2 separate regions of the Homo sapiens genome follow, and region 2 is linked to region 1. Evidence: chromatin contacts called from ENCODE Hi-C or POLR2A ChIA-PET data. All regions are on one chromosome and are shown on one strand. The core of a region is the stretch at or near the end of the contact, and the rest is flanking DNA. Distances in the headings are between cores, read along the strand shown.

Region 1 (6,486 bases), core at 2,582-5,081:
AAAGTTCTCCCCTTCACCCTCATCCACGATCAGCATGCAAACCTCCCGGGATGTTATGTGCTGTACTTAGCCCTTTTACTTGGAATGTCTCATTTAAGCCTTATCACAACCCTATGAGTAGATTCTGTACTTGCCTTCCTTTTGCAATTACACACACAGGATCATATGTGCTATTAATTGTTAGGACCTTGATTTGAACTCAAGCTTTAGAAATTGACCTCCTAACCACCGTGGTTAGTGTCTTCAAGGAGATGCACATCTGTTTAGGTGGATAAGGAGTGCATGTACAAAGACCATACAGGCAATGTGGAGGCACCAAGTGGCAACCCTTAGTCCACATGCATTCATAAGTTGCACAGAATCTTGTCATATAGAATTTAACTATTACAGGGAGGAATTCTTGATCATGTTGTATGAACTCTTATCTACTGTATAAGGCCAAACCTGTATACTCTTGAATAGATATTCCATAATAAAAAGATTACAGTCAACTTCAGAGCAAATCAAGTGAAAACTCCAATTTATGTTGGCTACGTAACAGTCTAGAATAAAGTATGGTATTCTAAAGTATGTAATGAAATGAATGAATGAATGAATGAATGAATAAAATCTATAGTCAAGAGTTTCACTTATAAGACCTATGGTCTTATATAGTACATGACTCTCTAGCTAGAATATTATATTCAACTTTCTCAAATGGGTTAAAAGAGTCTCAGGGACAAGAGAAGCAGAAGAAAGGAGGATGATAAAACCATTTCTGGGCTTTGGATCTTTAATTAACCTCTACCCGGTCACAGATGCAGTTAGAAATGTGTTGCTCACACCCAGAGGAAATAGTATCTAACAGAAATAAGTAACACTACCCTAAGAGAAAACGAATCATTTATGGGTATATTTTATTTTGCTGTTTGGAAACATTTTTTGGTTTGGACAAGAATGAGCATTAGCAAGTTTGACTCATTTAATTGATGTATTATATAGAAGAGATGGACATTAGATAATTTTTAAAATGATGGTAGAGTGAGATCTTGATTGGGAAGGATAGATTTTCTATCAACTCCCTTAGAATCATTTGTGATATTAATAAATCAGATTGTTAAATAACATGACAGAAGCCAAAATAAATGCTTAGTAAAGATGCTTTGGTGAACAGTTGGAAGCAAATTCTATTTTAAACCCTTGAAACTTGGTAAGAACCTAAAATATTCTTGCTAATTTGGAAAATACCTCTTTATTTAAAATTTCCTAAAAGGTAGCCTCTCCTCCTACTTTTATGATGGAATACTGGATGATTTTAGTCAAAAGACATAGTTATTACCATAAGAAAAAGTCCTGCATGAAAGCACATGTTGCCATCTTACTCATTATCAAAGTGCCCTTATGACTGTCAGAGAGAACAGGTAAGATGCCAGGGGAGGCCGAGAAAAAGAGATCAAAGTGTTTTTGTTTACTTTTTTGAAGTCTTGTAGTACCTACTGTTTATTATACATACTTCTTGATTCATGCTGAAAATTGGAATTCACCCATTCTCTCTTTTTCCTGTCAAAGATGCAGATGGGGCACATTTCGTTGACTCCATCAATCCCTGCCCCCACACATTAGCACATGCACACGTATACCTAGCCAGTGGAAAAGAAAAAAGAGTTACTCACATTCATCCATTTTACAAAGATTTCCAGGCTGCAATGGGAGGGCTTTACCTCTCCCTGAAGGATGAATAAATAGGTAGCTTAACTGACAACCTGTTCTCAGTCAAGCTGAAGTGAAAACGAGACCAAGGTCTAGCTCTACTGTTGGTACTTATGAGATCCAGTCCTGGCAACATGGAGAGGATTGTCATCTGTCTGATGGTCATCTTCTTGGGGACACTGGTCCACAAATCAAGCTCCCAAGGTCAAGATCGCCACATGATTAGAATGCGTCAACTTATAGATATTGTTGATCAGCTGAAAAATTATGTGAATGACTTGGTAAGACTATATTTGTCACAACAAAATCTAAATCATACTTTTCAATTAATATAAAAGGAGGGTTTGGCTTATAAAAATAACTCAGAACAAATTTTCTTTTGCTCTAGGTCCCTGAATTTCTGCCAGCTCCAGAAGATGTAGAGGTAAGACCAGTTGAATTTATTTCTGAAAATACATTGGACATAAGTTTTTAAATCCAATAAGAAAGACATTAGCATGATTATATAGGAGTATACTGAATTTTAATGAACTTAGCGGTCTAATAATTGATGAAATATTTATTTATATTTTGGTTAAATTCATTGATTTACCAAAAACCAACTAAAAAATGCTATATTATATTCCTCATAAACTATGTTTATCTTCAAGAATCTCTAAGAGTACTCCTAAGTAGTATTGCTGAGACAGAATAACAAAACTAGAAACGAAATCTATACTCTGATCAGTTTCTGAACAATGCACAGCTAGTTACTCTTTAAGAGCCCTTGGGCATGAAAGCTTTTGAGCCTTCTTTGTTATCCTACCGAAGAAACATAGATACATACAGTAGGAAGCAGAATTAACCTTTTAATAACAAACTTAAAAAAGAAAGAAAGAAAGAATTAGATTACAGGGACAGCATGGAGAAATGGTGGTGTGGAAATCAAAGCTGTCCTTCAGAATATAATTCACATATACCTTGGCCTCAGTGAGTCTTGTCTTTGGCCTTCCGTGAGGTCTTTTGAAAGAACCATTTTCAACAATTCATCCCGTCTCTTAAGCCATTTAAATCCATTAGAGTTCCAGGAAGAAGAGGCCTGGCATGTAGTTCAAGAGTGCTGTCCGCTGATCTTTTTCTCCAGTAACTTCTACGATCTGATCTTCTGGTCTGGTACCCTGAGAGTATAAATGCAATTGGGGAAATGTTTTCATTGTCACAGACCTTTAATTGCATAAATTAGAATAACTAAAAGTGCTACCAGTAATTAGGACACTACAAAGGGGGAGACTTAAGAAGATACATTGCAAAGAAAACAATTATCGTAAATGACTATGTGTAAAAGTTTAGAAAGTGAATGAGTCACAACTATTGCTTTTCTCTAAAATTCACTCTCTAGCTCTGAACCCAAACACTCTCATTTACTAGGTCCTTTTCTAATAAGCAGCATCTAAAATGAAAGTAGCACATTCAGCTTATTGGAAAGACTTTTCCAATAACTGAAAATACTTCTTAATCAATGTGCCTAATTATCAAAACATACATTTCTAGCATCTCATGCACCTTGTTTAACTGTTATGGTTAGAGTTCTTTCCAGAGTTTCCTGGCTGTAGTCTATAACTTGCAAAATAAGAAATAAGAAAGAGATTCCACCTTCTAACCTGAGTTGGTCCAGTGGGTACTTCCTTTACGTGTGTTGTTAATGAAAGATATTTTTTATCTTACATCATAATGAAAGGATTTTGTCTCCGTGATACTGTATCTATCTGATAATCTGATCAAGCAATGCTGGCTATGATATAAGTGAGTAATAGTGTAACTTGGATCTTTAAGCTATACTAGTAGGCAAACTCAGGAAGAAAGAAATCGTTCAAGGTCACATTAGCATTATATCAAGCTAGCTTCAAAGTAGGGTCTGTAAGAGATTTTAAAAGATTTAAAAGTTTAATGAAAATAAAACTATCTAATGTTGCATGCATATAGTAATTATCTAAGATCTCTAATTGGCCTAGCCAGGCATCTTTCTTTTTCTCTTTTTCTTTCCGTCTAATCATATAACCAGTGGTTCTCAACCGGTGGTGATTTTTGTGCCCCAGAAAACATTTGGCATTGGCTGGAAAAATTTCTGGTTGTCACACTTGGAGGTAGAATGGGGGTGCTACTGGCATCTAGTAGGTAGAAGCCAGGTACTAAACATTCTAGAATGCACAAGACAGCCCTGACAACAAAGAATTATCTAGCCCCAAATGTCAGTGGTATCACCGTTGAGAAACCCTGATATAAACCTAGTTTGTGTGTAGGACAAAGGTAATCCTTTTTTTTTTTTTTTTTTTTTTTTTTTGAGACGGAGTCTCGATATGTTGCTAGGCTGGAGTGCAGTGGTGCGATCTCAGCTCACTGCAACCTCTGCCTCCCAGGTTCAAGCGATTCTCCTGCCTCAGCCTCCCGAGTAGCTGGGACTACAGGCGCACGCCACCACACCCAGCTAATTTTTGTATTTTTTAGTAGAGACGGGGTTTCACCATGTTGGCCAGGATGGTCTCAATCTCTTGACCCCGTGATCCACCTGCCTTGGCCTCCCAAAGTGCTGGGATGACAGGCGTGAGCCACTGCACCCAGCCAGGACAAAGGTAGTCTTGCCCAATTAGCAAGACTTCTTAGTGTGAATGGCCAGGGCTTTCTTTGCAAAAGGAAAAAAATGTAAAAATAGGCCTCAGCTGGGTGAAGTGGCTCCTGCCTGTAATCCCAATGCCTGTAATCCTTTTGGGAAGCCAAGTTTGGAGGATTGCTTGAGGTCAAGAGTTTGAGAACAACCTGGGCAAAATAGTGAGACATCCTGTTTCTACAAAAGAAAAAAAAAAAAGCCCTAAGGAGGTAAAAAATTTCAAAAATTCAATTGCAAAACAACAAAGCCAAGTGTGACTCCTGGCAAAAGCAGCACTTGACTTGTTCTTCAGCTGAAGAGGAATGGTTTGTTAATTCTTGCGTTTGACTTTACTACCGCTCCTTCTAGTCTGCAAAACAATGTAGCAGCAGAAAACTCCTCATGTTCTCATATGTTAAAGCATGAGGGAAACAAAGTCTTGCCTTTGGAGTCTGTTGTCACCAAGGCATAGCAAAGGAAAGCAATGTTCATGCTTCCAGACAGTGCTAAATATGGAGTTGGCATCCTGTAGACTCCTGAGTGATAGGGCACCTGAGGCTGCCTAAATCAAGGTTAATCTTTTCACTCTCCTTCTCAATACATCCTTAAGGCAGTTTAGTGGCGACAGCCCTCTACTTCTTTTCCTCTTTTGAGGCTGCCTTTGATGTGCATATAAAGCCAATTCCCGCAGTTATTTATCCTGGACCACATATTGCCAGACACAGCTCTGCTGCTTGCAGAACAGAAGAAAACAAAACCCCATTGTCTGTTAACAGAGGTAAACAAGGAAGGGTGGGAGAGGAAGCACAGCCCCATCAATATGGGCGTCAGTGTCCAGGTACCATTCAAAGGCTTTCAGAAAAGATTTTCAGTTGTTTTTACAACTGAAATTGTAGTTTTACAATTTCAGTGCTTTGAGTACCGGTACTGACCATTCCTGGCAATATTATCTCAAGGGAGTTCATTTGGCTGGCAGGGCCCCTCTACTTCTTTGGAACCTAATTTTCTTTCAGCATACACATGTAAATGTTAACTCAGCAAAATGAGCCTCTGTGAGAAATGCTGGTTTTTCAGATCATCACGGATGAAGCAGTCAGTATTTTCAGTTTCAGCTGGAAAATTTACCTCTTTAAATATGAATATTATTTTTTCCAGTAAGTTAAGCCGGTTGTGGTCAAAAAGAAGAGAAAAGAAAAAACTTCAACAAACATGAACGTGTGGTTTTCAAGGAAAAAAAAGTGCTATATTGAACATTTATAAATAGTTTCTATTAAATAAGCATTTTGGCAAACATATGGAAAGGACACCACCTTGCCCTTATGAGAGGCAATCTGCCTTGATATAAGGAAACCAGATAAGCTGCTTCTCGGCTTGTGGCTATATATGCAAAGCAAACCTGATAGGTTTGTGTCTTAGAGATGCATATTATTAATCTACATTCATATTGGGTAAGCATATGGGTTGGAAAATGCAAAGCAGGCCAGATGCTGTGTTCAGCTGATTGTCCATAAGAAGATTCAGGTAATATTGTTACGTATAGGCCTGCCTTTGTAGGGACTGGGAGGGATTGAGGCTTCTGGTTATAAGGTAGTAGCTTCCATATGCATAGTGAAATGAAAATATAGCAACTTCAGGGGGAAAATAGCATCACATACACACGTTTGCTGAAAGAAAAAAGTAAGTTGGATACAAGTCACCTGGATATAAGCTTTTGGATCAGCATTAAAATTTTTCAACAAGTCAGTATATGTTTGGTTTTTCCAGTAAATTCCATTTCCTTTCCAGTTTGATGGCTAAGCTTTTGGCTTGTTAGTCATTAGCTATTTTTCCAAACCAAGAGATAAGTGTTTGATGCTTATTTTATCCGCTCCTCCATTCTCTGAGACCCTATTCTTACCTTCTAAGAAATGACTTTCCGTCTCATTGGTTGGACAAGCCTCAAACTGTTCCTCAACTGCTTGATTCAGGCAGAATCCTAACCCTAACTGAGCTGGGAGTATGAAAAGGGTTTTAGAAAAGTCATGTGTGATCTATGGCAAGTATATTGAATCTTAGATGTAAAATATGCTATCAGAGGGAGGTACCCACTTCCTTTCTCCAAAGGAGGGGCTTTAATTCATTTTCTTCATCTGTTAACTTTACAAATATATGTTGATCATTAACTGGCAAGACAC
Region 2 (6,486 bases), core at 1,288-3,787, 40 kb after region 1:
CTTCCTTCCTTCCTTCCTTCCTTCCTTCCTTCCTTCTTTCCTTCCTTCCTTCTTTCCTTCCTCTCTCAATCTCTTTCTCTTTTTCTTTCTTTGTTACAGGGTCTTGCTCTATCACCCAGGCTGGAGTGCAGTGCTGTGATCATGGCAGCCTCGACCTCAAGGGATCCTTCCACCACAGCCTCCTGAGTAGTTGTTACTACAGGCATGCACCACCACCTGTTAATTTTTTTTTTTTTTTTTTAAGAGAAGGGGTCTTGCTATGTTCCCCAGGCTGGTCTTGAACTCCTGGGCTCAAGCAATCCTCCTGCCTTGGCCCCTAGAGTGCTGGGATTACAGGCATGACCCACCATGCCTGGCCTTAAATTTATTTTGCTAGTGAATTACACGCATTTAAACATTTATTGGTCATTTGAAATTTTTTTTGTGAATTTCTACTTCATGCTCTTAGCACATTCTCCTATCTATTATCAGTTTGTAGGAGGATGTATTCATTTTTGCATGTCTGATGGCTGGTGTAGAACCTAGCACATAGCAGCCATTCAATAAATATTTGTTGACTCTCCATTCACTGGCTGCACAGGTTTGTTTATCTGCACAGGACACAGGGGTTTCTAAGTTTGAATCCTGACTCTGCCAATAACTTATTGTCTAACTTTGAGAAATTCATCTTCTTGGAATTTAAGAATGCTGACCACAGCAAGACCCCCAGTAGGCCTGACGCCATGCATTCCCTGACCATAATACTTTAAAGACAATAGATGCTATACTATAAAAATTGCTGAAGAATAGCCCAGGAATAAGAGTGAGGATTATCCACCTGGTATACTGAGAAGCACCACATGGCTGGCCTGTCCTCAAACCTTCCTCTTTCTTCATCTGCCAGAAGACCAACATTCATCTTCCAGCAGCCTTTATACTTTATAAGTCCTCATGTGCATGCTGTGTAGGAACCTGTGAGATGTCACTGGCAATCATTTGGACCATCATTCCATAGACAGCAGATGCTGTAGGGAATGATCTCAGGGCATTTTATTTGTCTACGGTTATACATTGGCAACACTTTAGAAAAAGTTTTGCACATTCAGCCCTCACAGTAACCTGTGAGAAAGTGCAAAAAAAAAGGTACTCATTTAAAAATGTTTCCAGACTTCAGTAATGTTAAGATGCAAGAAAAAATATATTTTTATATATAAATATATAATATATATTTAGCATATATATACACTATATAAATATATAATATATATTTAGCATATATATATATACTATATAAATATATAGTAATAACCATATTTTACAAGAAAGATGGAAAGAGATGGAATGTCTTAGCCAAAGAATCAAGATGTGAATGTGTGTTTCCTTGGTTCAGTGCGCTTTATATGATAGGTTTGCTAAAGCAAAGAGGGTAAAAAAGAGCTTAAAGCTTGAGATCAAGTCTGCCAAAGGGGAGGAGGGCCTGGCAGGGAAGAGGAGGGGAGCTGAGAGGTTGGGCCACAAGCCGGCAGAACCTTGCCCAGTTTGTGATTTTTGCCTTTGGCCACCTTGTTTCTGACCATAGATTCCAAACATTCCAAGCTGTGAGAACTATCTGTCTTACCTTTTATTTTCCTTTATCATTCTATTTTCCTTACTGGCACCTTGTCCCATCTTCAGATGTGTGTCATTTTCCCCATTTCTACCAGACACATCCACCAGAATGTTCACATTCTGAGATAGAAAAGACTCTTGGCTCAAATCAATGAATTTCCAATGGTATAACTTAGGAGCCATGATAGACTGTGGGAGAGGCATTTTTGTCTAGACATTCAAATTTATATGTGTCTATATATAAATTTAAAGTTATAACTAAAAACTATTTGTGACCTTGGTACTATATTTAACAAATATGCCAGTCTGTTTTTGCGATGCTGATTTGGTAGCTTGTTTAATGGCACCACTGCATCAGGTGAGGCTGAAATACTTTGTTTCTTACAAGGCTTTGCACATGCCCATTTTACTTTTGAAATCTTGTTGCCATCAGCTTCTGTCCCCAGACAGCCAAGTTAAGCTGGTTGAGTTAGACCACAGTAGGTTAAGATTTTAGGCTTGCTTGAGGGAGCTCTGCCTCCCCCTCTCTAGGGGCTTTATGGCAGTTATCAGCCAGCAGTTGACAGTAACACAAATATCTACGAAGCATCTATAGCAGCATGGAGTCACCCATATGTTAAGGGAGAACTCAACAAAAACGTGATTTTCAGTGTTGTAAAATCTGCCCCGATTGACTGCCTAACTTCCTCCCCTTCATCCCGTTTTAAGAGAAATGAGGCTTTTTGTCTGATAAAGTTCTTTCTTTGCCCACATGAAAGAAGTGCGTATGTCTCTGTGGAGCAATTAATTGCAAGCTTGTTGAAGAACAGTTGTCTGTGGAGACAACCACAGCTTCGGTTTTCAGGCCACCAGCCCCTATGGCTGTCTTTCTTCCTACCATCTGTTTAAGCAGGAGCAGTAGTTTGTGCGAACTCCAACTTCAAGCATGTCATTTCCGAAACCACAACAAGTCTCTTAAGCTTCCTGAACAAAGTGCTCAGAGTGGAAAGCCCTGAAGTTCTCTTGGGCCTCCTAAAACCACAAAGCTAACTACTGAGCAAAGCCCCAGAGCATCCGAGCACAAAGTGCCTTCCTTGGAGCTCATCATAGAACATGAAAAAGTTATTGAGAGTATGATTAAGGAGGGGTGGGCAGTGTCTGCCCTCTCCGCTTAGATTAATAACACCATCTAGATAGTCTGCACCAGTGATGGTTTACAACCTTTACAAGCACAAGGACCTACTTGTAATATACAATTTTAAAATAATGGCATTATTAGTAGACTCTAATTAAGAAAGTCTGTAATAACTAGAAGCTAATGTGAATTCAGTAGTTCTTTTAAATAAATTTATATTTTACTAGTTATAATAATCTTCATATTAAATATTTTTGAAAAATATTGGTACATTTATTTGCACAAAACATTTTTTCACTACTGAAACGATCCCTCTAGAATCGAGATTCACGGACACTTTGCAGTAACTCCATGGCCCACTAGAGGTCTCACCAGAGGTTAGGGGAACTAACTAGGTGTAGTAACAGGTCTGCAAGCTCTCATGGAAGAGAATCAACTATACATTTGGATAGTTTCAATGCAATTGAATGCAATATTTCAATTTTCAATAGCAATATTTATTTATGGATCTAGGATTTCTGGAATTCCTCTTGTCATATAATGCCAAGAACTGTGTATCTCTGAAGATCAGTTAAGTTTTCTTGCTCCAGGCAATGGAAACTATATAATTCCCTGCATTTCCAGTTTGCATTAGCCATAATTTAGAACTAAATGCAATGCTTAGTTGTGGTAATCACCTTGTGCCAAAGTCCCTGTACTGTTTCTGCTCCTTCCTCAAGATTGTTTCTAGTTTGCCATCTTTATTTTTCTAATGTCCATTTGACTGTGATATTCATTGTAGCTCTCCTTGTCTCATTGAAAATAGATGGACATAAATTATAAACAAACACCCTCTTTAAAAGGCCCTCGTCTGTCTGTGAGTCCCCAGGGTAGCTAAAAAGGGTAGAATGCCCTGCATTTCTGGGCCACTAAGCTATTCTGCCAACATCTCCTCTGCTAAATGCATACTATGGACCATGTCATCCAATTTCCTAGGCCACATTTCTCTGAGATGATGGGGAGTACAGGGTAGGTACAGTGGTGGCTGAGCAATGTGACTCAGTATCACAACACCCACCCTACACAGGCCTGCAAAACAAAGCAAAGCAAAACCTCGTCAATTCTAAGAAATGTAAGAGACCTAACCAATGTCCATGGGCAGCAAAAGCTGCTCCTGCAGGTGCCAGGGGCTCTCCCCAACATTCTCATGCCAAACTCTCCTGATTACTGCTCCAGGAAACAAAAACTTTCCTTCTTTTCTATTTTATTTTTTAATCTGAACTGTTGCCTCTTTCTTGTTCCAGCCTGTCTCCTTTACTCTCAATCTACCTAATTTCTCCAAAGGACTAATGCCATTTTACCACTGGGGGGCAATGCAGATAAAGAAATGACGAATTAACAGGCTTGATGCTCTAGGCCACAAAGTTTTAGTTGTAAAATTATTCTGTATATTGTGCTTTAAAAACTTGTTTTTCTCCATGATGTTTTTTCTCTCTACTTTTAAACTCACATTATGGTGATGTGCACATTTATACATCTATATTCATATCAATGTTTTTATGAATAGGTTGTCTTCGATTCTCTCAGGCCTCTTTAAAACATGTCTCTTAGGACATAGTGCTGTGACATGTACATCAAAATAGAAGCCCAGACGTCATTGCATTCAACCAGGGCCTCTTTAGGGTACCAGCCACAAAGTTTGGATGATGAGATATTTTTTAGAATTAGCCCTTTCAGACAGTGTTGTGAGAGGACTACAGAATAAGGGGTTCTCTGAACTTTAAAGGAAGCCACTCTCCTGTTGGTAAAAATTACATACTTACAAATATCCAGTCTGTTGAGTAATTTCCCGCTTTATTATAAAGACCCTGGGAACTGATCAGCATATTGTGAATTGGTTAATGTGAGTCAGACCCTCTAAACTGGCACATCTGAGCTTGCTATGCGAGACTCCAGGTGCTGAGTGAAGCATGGTGACCTTACCAGGCCCTGCCTGAGGGCTAGTTGCTTTGCTCCATTATCACTAGGAGCCTACTCATAAATGTGGACATAGTATTTGCTTCACTTTCATTTTAAGAAAGAAAAGGATGTTAATGAGCAATAAGAAATTATCTGAAGGTATAAAACTTATTGGTAATAGTGGGTACATAAACAAATACAGAATATTGTAACACTGCAATTGTGGTGTATAAACCACTCATATCTTGAGTAGAAACAATAAAAGATGAACCTATCAAAAATAACTACAACAGCTTTTAAGACATAGTATATAATAAAATATAACATGAAACAACCAAAAGTTTAAAGGGAGGATTAAGTAAAAGGGTAGAGTTTGTATTAGCTTTTATCTTTGCTTCTTTGTTTTTGCAATCAAGCTTACGTTGTCATTAGTTTAAAATCATGGGTTATGGCTGGGCTCAGTGGCTCATGCCTATAATCCCAGCAATTTAGGAGGCTGAGGTGGGCGGATTGTTTGAGACCAGGAGTTCAAGACCAGCCTGGGTGACATGAAGAAGCCCCATCTCTACAAAAAATACAAAAATGAGCCAGGCATGATGGCATGTGCCTATAGTCGCAGCTACTTTGGAGGCTGAAGTGGGAGGATCACTTGAGCCTAGGAAGCAGAGATTATGGTAAGCCAAGATCACCCCGCTGCACTCCAGCCTGGGCAATGGAGCAAGACCCTGTCTCAAATAAATAAATGGATAAATCAATTAAATTAAATAACGAGTTATAAGATGTTATTTGCAAGGCTCATGGTAACCTCAAATAAAAAAACTACAACAAATACACAAAAAATAAAAAGCAAGAAATTAAAACATACTACCAGAGAAAATTACTTTCACAAAAAGGAAGACAGAAACGAAGAAAGGGAGAAAGGAAGGAAGGAAAAGAAGACCATAAAACAACCAGAAAACAATAAAATGGCAGAGGTAAGTCCTTACTTATCAATAATAATATTAAATGTAAATAGACTAAACTCTCCAGTCAAAAGACATAGAGTGGTTGAATGGAAAAAAATAAGACCTAACTATTTGCTGCCTATAAGAAACACACTTCACCTGGGGATGGTTCCAAGATGGCTGAATAGGAACAGCTCTGTCTACAGCTCCCAGCATGTGCGACACAGAAGACGGGTGATTTCTGCATTTCCAACTGAGGTACTGGGTTCATCTCACTGGGGACTGTCGGACAGTGGGTACAGGAAAGTGGGTGCAGTGCACCGAGCGTGAGCCGAAGCAGGGCAAGGCATCGCCTCACCCGGGAAGTGCAAGAGGTCAGGGAATTCCCTTTCCTAGCCAAGGGAAGGGGGGACAAATGGCACCTGGAAAATCGGGTCACTCCCACCCTAATACTGTGCTTTTCTGACGGTCTTAGCAAATGGCACACCAGGAGATTATATCCCACGCCTGGCTTGGAGGGTCCAACACCCACGGAGCCTCACTGATTGCTAGCACAGCAGTCGGAGATTGAACTGCAACATGGCAGCAAGGCTGGGACAGGGGTGTCCACCATTGCTGAGGCTTGAGTAGGTAAACAAAGTGGCTGGGAAGCTCGAACTGGGTGGAGCCCACCACAGCTCAAAGAGGCCTGCCTACCTCTGTAGACTCCACCTCTGGGGGCAGGGCACAGACAAACAAAAGGCAGCAGAAACCTCTGCAGACTTAAATGTCCCTGTCTGACAGCTTTGAAGAGAGTAGTGGTTCTTCCAGCATGGAGCTTGAGATCTGAGAACAGACAGATTGCCTCCTCAAGTGGGTCCCTGACCCCCGAGCAGCCAACTGGGAGGCACCCCCCAGTAGGGG

The links. A loop is a pair of places that touch in the nucleus more often than their neighbours do. ChIA-PET counts read pairs that join two places held with the same protein, here RNA polymerase II (POLR2A). Pooled maps may share reads with other maps.
Region 2: a loop to region 1 is called in a map of CD4-positive, alpha-beta memory T cell, with 3 times the contacts of the local background. The contact joins the enhancer-like site here to the promoter of IL21-AS1 in region 1. A Hi-C loop is called at or near these places in 3 of 168 maps with a recorded cell type or tissue (CD4-positive, alpha-beta memory T cell and naive thymus-derived CD4-positive, alpha-beta T cell) and 8 of 50 pooled maps. POLR2A ChIA-PET finds 5 or more read pairs at or near these places in 7 of 52 experiments (A673, CD4-positive, alpha-beta T cell, K562 and 3 more).

Annotation. Positions count from the first base shown.
Region 1 is chr4:122,616,328-122,622,813 of GRCh38, reverse strand. IL21-AS1 (IL21 antisense RNA 1) reads right to left here and starts at 3,831. Exons shown (of 11, transcript NR_104126.1): 1 at 3,322-3,831; 2 at 2,649-2,846; 3 at 1,743-1,946; 4 at 1,493-1,619. It overlaps IL21 (interleukin 21), which reads left to right and starts at 1,748. Exons shown (of 5, transcript NM_021803.4): 1 at 1,748-1,970; 2 at 2,078-2,113. The coding sequence starts at 1,803. RefSeq lists an enhancer at 1,462-2,661.
Region 2 is chr4:122,574,587-122,581,072 of GRCh38, reverse strand. No RefSeq gene overlaps it. Among named protein-coding and RNA genes, the nearest start is that of IL21-AS1, 41 kb to the left of the region's middle. RefSeq lists an enhancer at 5,561-6,486. Within about 2 kb of position 2,537, at least 3 of the 41 ENCODE cell types and tissues checked have a DNase peak (open chromatin) inside an H3K27ac peak, as active enhancers do; they include CD4-positive, alpha-beta T cell, where a contact is called at or near this core.